3 separate regions of the Homo sapiens genome follow, and all the other regions are linked to region 2. A link is a loop called in an ENCODE intact Hi-C map of the cell type or tissue named here. Cell type or tissue: endothelial cell of umbilical vein. All regions are shown on one strand. Region 1 overlaps BMPR1B (bone morphogenetic protein receptor type 1B). Region 2 has its middle 78 kb from the start of PDHA2. Region 3 has its middle 140 kb from the start of PDHA2.

The links. A loop is a pair of places that touch in the nucleus more often than their neighbours do. Peaks named below come from ENCODE experiments on the same cell type or tissue, not always from the same donor. Only the 100,000 strongest peaks of a DNase experiment are listed, where the experiment ranks them.
Region 1: a loop joins it to region 2, with 3 times the contacts of the local background. A loop is called at or near these places in 1 of 110 quality-filtered maps.
Region 3: a loop joins it to region 2, with 4 times the contacts of the local background. A loop is called at or near these places in 1 of 110 quality-filtered maps.

Annotation. Positions count from the first base shown.
Region 1 is chr4:95,154,164-95,158,163 of GRCh38, forward strand. BMPR1B (bone morphogenetic protein receptor type 1B) reads left to right here. Exons shown (of 13, transcript NM_001203.3): 13 at 385-4,000. The coding sequence ends at 510. Among named protein-coding and RNA genes, the nearest start is that of UNC5C, 390 kb to the right of the region's middle. In endothelial cell of umbilical vein, a CTCF peak has its summit at 2,167 (motif pointing right); a DNase peak (open chromatin) is centred at 2,218.
Region 2 is chr4:95,759,949-95,763,948 of GRCh38, forward strand. No RefSeq gene overlaps it. Among named protein-coding and RNA genes, the nearest start is that of PDHA2, 78 kb to the right of the region's middle. In endothelial cell of umbilical vein, no CTCF peak of the experiment used is centred here; a DNase peak (open chromatin) is centred at 1,613; H3K27ac peaks cover 832 bases.
Region 3 is chr4:95,700,170-95,704,169 of GRCh38, forward strand. No RefSeq gene overlaps it. Among named protein-coding and RNA genes, the nearest start is that of PDHA2, 140 kb to the right of the region's middle. In endothelial cell of umbilical vein, no CTCF peak of the experiment used is centred here; a DNase peak (open chromatin) is centred at 1,542; H3K27ac peaks cover 1,571 bases.

The DNA.
Region 1 (4,000 bases), 610 kb before region 2:
GATTTAGGAATAACTGTGTTTGTTTGCATAGTATGGAATTAGATAAAAGATTAAAACTTATCAAGTGTTATAAACAATCTGGGAGTATTGAGTGGAATACAGACTCCCTGGGTATTTTTATGTTTGCTTAACACTAATTTCAAAGACACCTTTCTACAATCAGCAGAACCACCTGCTTGTTTCTATCACAAAGAAGACATGAACATCTGTTTTAGTCATATATAATTTTGCATGAAAAAAGCTTACAGAATTTTACTTCTACATGGTTTTAAGGGTACCTTTTAAAAATATATTCAAACTTAATGAACCTAAAACTAAAAAGCTACATTGTAACAGGTGCCAGCCTTGCAGATGATACATTTTTCTAACATTTCTCTTCCTCAGTGTCTAAGGCAGATGGGAAAACTCATGACAGAATGCTGGGCTCACAATCCTGCATCAAGGCTGACAGCCCTGCGGGTTAAGAAAACACTTGCCAAAATGTCAGAGTCCCAGGACATTAAACTCTGATAGGAGAGGAAAAGTAAGCATCTCTGCAGAAAGCCAACAGGTACTCTTCTGTTTGTGGGCAGAGCAAAAGACATCAAATAAGCATCCACAGTACAAGCCTTGAACATCGTCCTGCTTCCCAGTGGGTTCAGACCTCACCTCTCAGGGAGCGACCTGGGCAAAGACAGAGAAGCTCCCAGAAGGAGAGATTGATCCATGTCTGTTTGTAGGACGGAGAAACCGCTTGGGTAACTTGTTCAAGATATGATGCATGTTGCTTTCTAAGAAAGCCCTGTATTTTGTGATTGCCTTTTTTTTTTTTTAAGATGCTTTCATTTTGCCAAAATAAAACAGATAATGTGGATGGTTTAAGGGTTATAGTATTATAGTTTAAATAATAACAACAAAATTCTTCCCAGGAACTCTGCTGGAAGGTAAATTAAAATACTTGTTTTTCCATTGGTAAAATATTGTTGCACTCTGTGAACCAAAAGACAGTCTAAGTTGGAGGACATAGAACGGAACTCATCTTAAACATACTCCCCACCCCGTCTTGGCCTCCTCAGACCACTTTGGCCATCCCTGCATTTGGGGCCGCTATGGTAATGTGAATGCACTGGGTACAAACACCGCCTGTCTAGGACCACATTTGGAATTCCTGCAGGTGGCCTTTTGCAGCTTCAGGCAATATGGAACAAATGAAGGTTTATGTGACTCTAATAGAAGTAATTGTTGATAGGTGTTCTTCAGATCCACTTCTGTTTCTGATTGAGTTAGGCATCTCTTTCATGGTAAAACCCTTTTCATTAAACACAAAGAAAGCTTTTTTTTTTTTTTTTTTTTTTTTTTTTTTTTAATGTGCAGAGGATTGACCTGTGCATGCTTTTGATCTCTCATTCAAAGGATCAATATTAAATAAAATTGTCATGAGCTGTGTTGAAGACAGGGTGCTTTCAAATAGAGGTAATTTGCTCTTGTGTTGTAAGAGGAACATGTCAACAAAGATAGGAAATGAGGGTGATCGTGCAGATGGCTTGTATCTTATATATGCAAAGGAGCCAATCTCAGAAGCACAAAGAAAAAAGTGTGCATACCTTATTTTGTACAGATAAAGATGATGTCTTTTTGTTATTGTCTGTCTGTTTTGTATGTGTCTGAGATAAGGGATAGAGAGGAAACATCCGTCAGGCTAATTTAACTACATTTTATTTTAAAAATAGAGAAACATAACCTCTAGATGGGACAGCAGAGGACAGTTAGTAGAGGCCACAAACTGTTATGGGCTGCTGTGTTTTGTTCTAAAATCAATATGGTTGGAGCATGTATATCTTAGGTGATCATTTCACATCTTAGGAATGCCTACTCATTTTATTTTATTCTAGTGATGCTCAATTCACTATTTAATTTATTATATTTTCTCTTCTGTGGCACTTATACAAAATATCTCTTCACCTACTTAGTTCTACAGGGTTTTAACTTTGGAGCAACATGAATAAAATCATCGAGAAGGCCAATATTGTTTAGCAACATGAATACAATACAGTTTAAAGTTGTACACATCCTGCTCAACTTTATTCATATACATTTCCTTTCTGTGGTTTTCTTTTGCTTCTTAGAAATTCTGTTAGTGGTTAGTAAAGAATTTGAAAGTACTTTCTCCTTGCTGTTTTTTTTTTTTTTTAAGACATTCCTCCCAGAATACTCCAGGGGGCAGTGTTTTATAACACATTTTCCCCACTGGGTGATTGAAGGATGGAGGATTTTTGAAAATTTGACAGCTACATGAAACATGAGAAAACATTTTCCTCACTTCTGAAGTCGGTTTGCAGCTGGTAACTTGTTCATCCAGAAAACATTCTAAAGCAATGAGACTTTGTGAGCTGTGCTTACAGTTTGGGAGAATCATGAAGATTCTTTCTATATTTTGCATTTACTTCCCAGTGCTTCATAGCTGCATTTTGTTTGTAACTAAGACAGAAGAATTTCGTAATCCTTGAAATTGAAAAAAAAAAAATTGTGTTTTTAAAGAGTGAAAACAGTTAGAAAACAAGTAGAACTGTAATCAGAACGCTGCTTCAATTGATATTAAAAATAACCTCAATAATAATGTAAAGGTTCCTTTCTCTTGTGTCAGTTATATTCTTAGGGATAGCCTAGAAGGAATATATGGTTAGAACTAAGTGTGACTAATCATCTGAGCCTTGAAGAGAAACTTCAGTGCCTCTAAACAGATCATCTACAAAACAACAGGTAAACATTTATGCCAGTTAAGTGGGTCATGTTTTTGTTTCTTGGGTTTTTCCTAAATTTAAGTGAGGTTGGGCTTACCTTGTAGATAAAATTATGTTTTCTTTTTGGTAAATACTTGAACGTGGATAACGTCAAATCAGAATATTTTGTGAGGAGGTGATGATTTGAAATTAAGCTAGATTTCTAGGGAGGTGTTGGTTCCAATGAAGGATGGGAAGAAATTAAAATAGTCTTCAAACTTCTTCCTTATTATATTTGGTTGCTTTGGAAAAGATTGGTCCTATCCTCAATCTAATTTATTCACTATTAATATTTTAAAAACATTCCTGAGATACTTAAAAAGACCCACTTAGCGATTATAGTTGCTCAATGAAACAAGAATTTATTTATGCATAGATTTTTCTCTGTATCTTACCAAAATCCACTTTACTTAGATAACACTAAATTGTTCTTAAAGACTACTCATTTCCCAATAATCCTTTATGATTTCAAAATTTCTAGTGGCTCAGAAGTGAATTTTATTTTATTTGTCTTTCACTTGAATAAATGAGAACCCAGAAATTAATAATGTTGTTTATTGCTTACTGTCAGGACTATTTCAAAGACTAAGAAGAGTTTCTTCTAACCCCTCCCTCTCAAAGGAATCCTAAATTATTAGTTGTTAGATAAGTTTTGTATGCTAAGATATTCAGGTTTATAGTTTATGTATGTGTGTATATATATAAATATATATGTATATATAAATATTATGTTCAGTTTGGAGTCTGGCACAACTCCATTATGTGGATTAGAGAGTAAGATATTATGGATGATAAAGTACTAAATGAAACATAATATTTATTTATAAAAGTGTGTAGATTGTTAAATCACAAAAAGAGTGCTATGACCATTATGTATGAGGAAACAGGCCTTTGACCTCCTGGAAAGCACTGCTCAAAAGTCATTAGTGCCCATTTTTGAATTCCCCAAACAGAAAGCTTCTTAGAAAACATGCTGAGATTTTATTTACAGGGAATTCTTTGACACATTTCAATTGGTGTGTAGTCAAGTATAGCAAGTACTTAATAATGACTGAATTTCATGTTCCTACAGTCATACATATTCATTAGAAGTTTTATGTTGTTGGTCTGATCTGATTCTTCTTTGTTTGTGGGTGGAACGGCACTGAGAGAAGTATAGTTTTTTAAACTTGAACATGTTCAGTAGTTACATTGCCTTAGAAAACCCAGACACATAGCAGTGGAAATGAAAGAAATGGCAT
Region 2 (4,000 bases):
TGATTTATTGGTCAGGTTTTCTGGAGGCAGGCAACGCTAACAAAATTTGTCTGTCTAAGAGAAAAAGGAAATTTTCCGGAAATGCAGCAGGGGTACACAGAATAAACAGCCTGGAAGTTGCAGTAGTGAGACTGAAAGATAATAAGATTAACCCAGGTTGCTTGAGAGCTAACATGTAAACAATAAGATTTTGGTCAGGATGATGTTGGAATTCCTGAGAAACATCATTGTTGATGCTGTGAATTAGATTCTAACTCTCTGTTTCTGTGTCACTAAAGCAAAATTCAAAGATGAGAATACAAATGTCTAACTGGCCAAACCCAGGGCACATGTTTCACCCTGGTTTTTGGAGGGCAGGAAGAGGGAGAATTTGCCCCAGCCTCTTTCAGTTTCCATAGGACTCTGTGTAAGATGGCACAGTGCATCATTCAATAAAGTAGGCAGGGGTATTGGAAGCTGGACAGAAAAAATGATAAATATCTTATAGAAATAGGCATGTTGGATAAAACACATATTTTTCTCCTTGGAGCTTATCATTTGAGAGAAGAAAAAACTATCACAGATACAAATATAATATTAAAACTGTGATAAGGGAAATTAAAGAGAATAGTTTGTATTATTATATATACATGTGTGTGTATATAATATATATAAAATAGATCAGGATTTTTTTAACTTGCAAGTGACAGAAATCTAGCCTTTACAGATCATGCTAGCTTGCAACATAAAGGAGCTGATATGGTTTATCTGTGTCTCCACCCAAATCTCATCCTGAATATCCACATGTTGTGAGAGGGACCCAGTGGGAGGTAATTGAATCATGAAGGTGGGTCTTTCCTATGCTGTTCTCATGAAAGTGAATAAGTCTCATGAGATCTGATGGTTTTAAAAACAGGAGTTTCCCTGCATAAGCTCTCTTCTCTTATCTGCCACCATATGAGATGTGTCTTTCACCTTCTGCCATGATTGTGAGGCTTCCCCAGCCACGTGGAACTGTAAGTCCATTAAAACTCTTTGTTTTGTAAATTGCTCAGTCATGGGTATGTCTTTATCAGCAGTGTGAAAACAGACTAATCCAGGAACTTATCAGCTAACTTACCTAAAATGTCCAGGGTTAGCTCTGGCTTTGCATATGACTGGATTTAGTCTCAAACAGTGTGCTACATCTTGGTTGCTCTGTATCTAACTAGAAACTATAATTAGTTTATAATATTTCTAGTGTTGGCTTTATTTTCAGGCAGCCATTTCCCCATTTGTTGGGAAAGCTGCTTCTCCACAAGCCTCAATGAAACAAAATCTTTACACTTGAAATCCCAGAAGATCAAATGCCAGAGATCTGGGATAAAATATAAAGAAAGAATAAACAATCCAGAGGGATCTTTACATATATCTAGAAGTGATGATTATAAAGGTCAATGAGAAAACTGGGTGAAAAATTTTCCTCACTGCAGAGACATTGAGAAAAGATCAGCCTCTCAGCCTCTATGTTCAAAGAGTTTATTAAACTTAATATTTAGAGCTGGGAATTCCAGAATATCTGAATGAGGAATTCTGAAAATTCTTTTCCCCAAATACAATGACTACATCTTCAAAAAAAAAAAAGACTAAATCTTCCCCAAAAGTTTGGAAGTTTGGATATTTGCCAAATGCATAAAAACAGGAAGAGAAGTATTTATTCAAGAAAAATGACTCATTGTAAGCACTGTAATAGAGTATGTGGCATTGTAGCCTGGGGCAACTCAAATCATCCCCAGACCAGATTTGTGGTATTCTAGTTCTACCAGGATAAGGTAGACTGTGAAGACAATGGTCCTATGCTGGAGAGATGACTTGATTTGGAGCATGAAAAAACTCACCGTGAAAGTGCTATCAAACACAATTTGACCTTGGTGGCAAAAATCAGGGAAGGCTAACATTGCAGTTACTCTGAGATTGTGATACACACGGGGAATACACTAGATCTGCAGATCATCTAGAAACTTTACAGGAAGAGTTGGGGAATAAGTTAGTTATAGAAGAACTTGATATGTGCCATGTATACCTGGTAGTCAGAAAGGCTGCATACATGCTGGGGAGAGACCAGAGAGGATGACTACATAGACCGAACTTGTACTCACAGAAAGGCAATGCATGAGAACACTTGAACGTCAGCTAAACACTGTATATCTAAACATTGTATGCATTCTCCAAACATTCATCAGCAAAAGTTAGAAGGTATAATAGCTCAAGGCATTCAAGCATAACTTCTGACCAATCACTGACTGAATAATTAGCTATATGGACCCAGATGTGACCCCAGGAAATCTAGTTTTAAAAATAAAAATGAGGATGACAACGATAACAAAAACATGAATAGAGGTATCAGCAATACACTACAGAATTGACTCTATAGAATCAGTCCAAAATAGTCACTAAACAAACAAAAGAAAAAAAAGAACAATAACAATCCCTGAGGGGGATTCAGAATCCAGAGTTGATTGTACGTATAGCCTAAAATGACCAATTCTTAAGAAAATTTATTATTATTATTATTTGAGACAGAGTTTTGCTCTGTTGCCCAGGCTGGAGTGCAGTGGTGCGATCTCAGCTCACTGCAACCTCTGCCTGCCAGGTTCCTGCAACTCTCCTGCCTCAGCCTTCTGAGTAGTTGGGATTACAGGTTCACACCACCATGCCTGGCTAATTTTTTGTATTTTTAGTAGAGATAGGGTTTCACCACCTTGGCCAGGTTGGTCTTGAACTCCTGACCTCAAGTGATCCGCCCACCTTGGCCTCCCAAGTGCTGGGATCATGGGCATGAGCAACCATGCCAGGCCATTTAACAAAAATTATTAAACAGACAAAGACACTGGAAGGTGTGACCCATATACAGGAAAAAAGGCAATCAAAAGCAATAGTTTCTTAAGAGATCTAGATTTTCGTGAGAGAAGACAAAAATTCAAACAACTGTTGTAAAAAATGTTCAGTGAACTAAAGGAAATCACATTGAAAGAATTAAAAAAAATTGTTATAACAATTACTCAACTTGAGAGTGGAAATTCTGGTGTTGAAAGCCTAATAGCTTAAATTTTAAAAATCATTATAAAGACTCAACAGCAAACTGGAGCCAGCAAAAGAAAGAATTGGAAATCCAAAGATATACCAATAGAGATTATTAATCTGAATAATAAAAATAAAAAGAATGCAAACAAGTTAATAGAACTTCAGAGACCTTGGAAAACCATTAAGTGTACCAATATATATGTAATGGGAGTTTAAGAATGAGAGGAGAAAAAGAAAAGGGCACAAAAATATTTGAAGAAATATTGGCTGAAATATCCCAAAATTGATAAAAATTAATCTACACATTCAAAAAGCTCAATAAACTCTACACAGGATAAATAAAAAGAGAACCAAACTTAGACATATCATAGTCTACAAGTAAAAGCCAAAGACAAAGATAAAATCTTGAAATCATCAAGAGAAAAATGACCTATTAGATATAAGGAAATCACAATTAGATAGCCAATGACTTCTTATCAGAAACAAGGGAGATTAGGGAGACAAAGGTGCAGCAAGATGCTGAAGAGAAACCTCCAATGATTGTCCCCCAACCCTGTATGAACATCAAATTGAACAAGTATCCACACAAAAAAAGCACCCTCATAAGAACCAAAAATCAGGTGAGTGATCACAGTACCTGGTTTTAACATCATGATAAGGAAGAAGGCACTGGAGAGGTTATAAAAGACAGTCCTAAATGGCCTCCACCATGCCCTTCCACTCCCCAACAGTGGCCATATTTTGCAGAGAGAGAGAATCGGTGCACTCAAGGGAGGGAGAGTGCACTGATTGCGTGACTGCACTGGAACTTGGAGCTTCCCTGTCATGGTGGAAAGCAAAATGGGGCAGAACTCAGCCAGCATGCTTGGAGGGAACAGTTGGACCAGCCCTGGACAGAGGCCAGTAGTCCATCCCAGAGGTAGGAATCTGAGTTCTGGCAATCCTTGCCACTATGGGC
Region 3 (4,000 bases), 60 kb before region 2:
TCCCACGTCAGCTCACTAAGTAGCTGGGACTACAATGTAAGCTACCACATCTGCTAATTTTTAATTTTCTTTTAGAGATGGGGTTTCATTATGTTTCCCAGGCTGGTCTCAAACTCCTGGCCTTATGTGATTCTCCCACCTCTGCCTCTCAAAGTGCTGGTATTACAAGCATAAGCCACCACTGTGAACTAAATTTAACAGGAAATATGTAAGATATGTGTAAGGAAAGTTATAAAACCTTTTTGATTAATGAATAAAGATTAGAAAAAACAAAATTTCCAATAACAGAGAGATAGTTAATATGGTATATCCACTCAATGGAATATATCAAAGCTAAAATGTCAGTCTATATAAAAATAAATATCACCTTTATAACTGATAAAACTTAGTTTGGCTTTATATGACAGCCAGAAAGGCTAGACTAGAAACTTCTTTCTCTTATGTGGAAGACTGAATCTGAAGGGCAGATGTACGAATTCAGATCACTATTTCTCAACAATCTGGATTGAGAGGTGTTATGGACTGAATGTTTATGTCCCTTGCAATTCATATATTGAATTCCTAACCTTCAGTATGGCTACATTTGGACATTGAGCCTCTAAGGAAAAAATTAATGTTAAATGATGCCCTAAGGGTGGGGCCCTGATCTGATAGGATTAGTGTCCTTCTAAGAAGTGACTCCAGAGTGCTCTTCCATTGCTTGCACACAAATAAGAAGTCACATGAACACATGGTGAGATAGCAGGTGCCTAAAGGCCAGGAGGAAATGTCTCAGAATGAAATTAACCTCACTAACACCTTGCTTTTGGATTTCCAGTCTCCAGAACTATAAGAAATATATGTTTTGCGTTTAATTCATCTAGTCTGTGGTATTTGTTGTGGCAGCCTGAGCCGACTAAGACATGAGGGAAGAAGAAAAGGACCAAAACCTGCCCTCTGGATCTTCATTGATTACCTTTACCCACTTGAGAATGTGGGTAATGGCAGTCACCCAACAGCCATGCTCTTAGCAAAGGCCGATTCTTGAGCTTGTGTACTGAATGCCATCTTCTCATCTACTTTAGGATGTCTCTTCAGCATCATCAATGCACCCATTTCTAATAGATTTTACTACCAGCACACATTCAGAATCTGATCACCCCTCACCAAATCCTCTGCTAATATTCTGGTTCCCTCACAATCATCTCTCACCTGGGCATTTTGCTATTACTTCCCAACTGGGTTCCTTTCATTACTCCTTGGACTATTCAATCTAATACCAACATAGTGATTCTGTTAGAAACTAAGTCAGATTGTGTTGTTCATCTGTGAATATGACTTTTTATCTATATGATGGTAAAAACTAAAGTTCTTACCATAGCCTAAAAGGCAGGCCATCTGGGCCCTTGTTAGTTCCTGACCCAGTGACCTACCACTCTCCTCCTTTCTTATTCTGCTTCAGTCATTCTAGCCTACATTGTTTTTTGCACATACCAGGAATACGTTTGCTTGAGGACTTTTGCATTTCCTATTTTCTCTGCCCGGAACATTCTTTCCCAACATATCCCCATGACTCATCCTCTCATGTTTGTTGGGGCTATTATTTAAAAGTTGGTTTTTTTCATGAGAGCTCTCCTGGCAGCTGCTATGGGTTGAACTCTGCCCAAAAAAAGATACGTTGAAGTCGTAATCCTCAACAGCTCAGAATGTAATCTTATTTGGGAATAGGATAACTGCAGGTATAATTAGTTAAGATGAGGTTGTACTGCATTAGGGTGGGTCCCTATGTCAATATGACTGGCCCTTGTAAGAAACTGACCATGTGAATACAGACACACAGAGACAGCACCTTGCATGGGACAATGAAGGTGAAATTATGCTACTGCAAGCCAAGGAATATGAAAGATTGCCAGCAAACCACCAGAAGCTAGGATGAGGTAAGGAAGAATTTTCTTAGAGTTTTTAGAGGAAACATGATCCTGCTGACACCTTGATTTCAGATTCTGGCCTCCAGAACTGTCGGACAATAAATTTCTGTTTTAAAACATGCAATTTGTGGCACTTTGTTATGGCAGCCCTAGGAAACTGATCTAAAAGCCCTATCTGAAACAGCAATTCCTGGGATTCACATCCCCCTAACCTGCTTTATTTGTCTCCTTAGAACTTGACATCATCCATCCTACCATATTTTACTTACCTATTTTGTATATTTCATCTTGCTACCCTAAACCCACCTCAAATGCCAGCAATGTGAGATTAAGATGTTTTTCTGTTTTCATTACTTCCTCCTCAGCTTTGAAACAGTTCTTGACTTGTTACAGGTCCTTAAAGTATACTTGTTGACTGAAAGAAGGAAGACATGAATGAATGAGGGCGCAAGCCTGGTAATTGGTTCCATCTCCATGGGGAAGAGTAAGGGGTGTTTCAAAATGACATGAGTGTTTTGGAAAATTGCTCCACTTACTGTATAAAATGCTGTAAGTGGAAAGAAGTGTTCCCTTTTATAAAATACTATGCAGAAATTAAGTGTAATTTTTTTGAAGAGTTTAAATGATATGAGAAATTCTTACGGTTTTATGAAAAAGGTGGTTTATGAAATAGTTTCTATAATAAAACCAAAACTACATAAAACAGGTATTTTTGAATAAAGAATACATAAAAGGAAACACTCCAAAATTTCAATAATAGTATTTTTACTTGATGGCACTATTTGTGATAATTTTGTCTTTATTGTATATATTTTGAAGCTGAAAGAGTTTATTCTGGGATAAGAAAGAGATATTTTTTGAAATATAGTAGACTTAACAGACTTTTATCTCAAGAAGGTTTTGTTCAATTTTTAAAATTAATTTGAGAAGGATTTGGATTTAATGTAATAAAAATGCCCCTTTGCAAATGTGTTTTGCCTTATAGTTTATTTCTCACTATATTTGTGCACTTTACTTATTTTTATATTTAAGGTATATGCTGTGATGTTTTGCTATATATTATTAAGAAATGATTATCAAAATCAAGCTAATTAACATATTCATCACCTTATAAAGTTACCTTTGATGAGAATATGTATAATCTACTGCCTTAGTAAACTTCAAGTATATAATATTATTAACTATAGTCACCATGCTGTATGTTAGTCCCCTTTGATGAACATCACTCCCATTCCCCCAACCCCTCAACATCTGTTAACCACCTTTCTATTCTTGGTTTCTCTGAGTTCAACTTTATGAATTCTACCCATAAGTGAGATCACATGGTATTTGTCACTCTATGGCTGACTTATTTTGCTTAGCATAATGTCCTCAGGTTTATCCATGTTGTCACAAATGGCAGGATTTCTTTCATTTTTAAGGCTTATATTGCATTGCATTTATGTATCTCATCTTTGTCCATTCACCTACTGATGGATACTTAAGTTGCTTCCATATCTTAGCTATGATGAATGATGCCACAATGAACATGTGAGTGCAGGTGTCTCTTCAAGATTGTGATTTCATTTCCTTTGGATTTATATCCTGTAGTGGGATTTCTGGATCATATGGTAGTTGTATTTTTAAGTTTTTGAGGAATCTCTATATAGTTTTCCATAATGGCTGTACTAATTTACAATCCCACCAACAATATATAATGGTTCCCTTTTCTCCACATCTTTAGTAACACTCTTTATCTTCTTACTTTTTGATAACACCTATCCCAACAGGTGTCAGGTGCTATCTCATTGTGGTTTTAATTTGCATTTCCCTGATTATTAGTGATGTTGAGCGTGTTTTCATACAACTCTTGGCCTTTTGTATGTTCTTCTTTATAAAGTCGTCTATTCACGTCTTTTGCTCATTTTTAATTGGACTGAGTTTTTGCTATTCAGTTGTACGAATTTCTTACATACATTGGATACTAACCTCTTATTGGATATATGGTTTCAAATATTTTCTCCCATTCCATAGGTTGCTTTTTGATTTGATGCACTTCTACTTATTTAATAATTCTTAAATTTCTGCATATAATGAAATTTCTTTAAAGATAA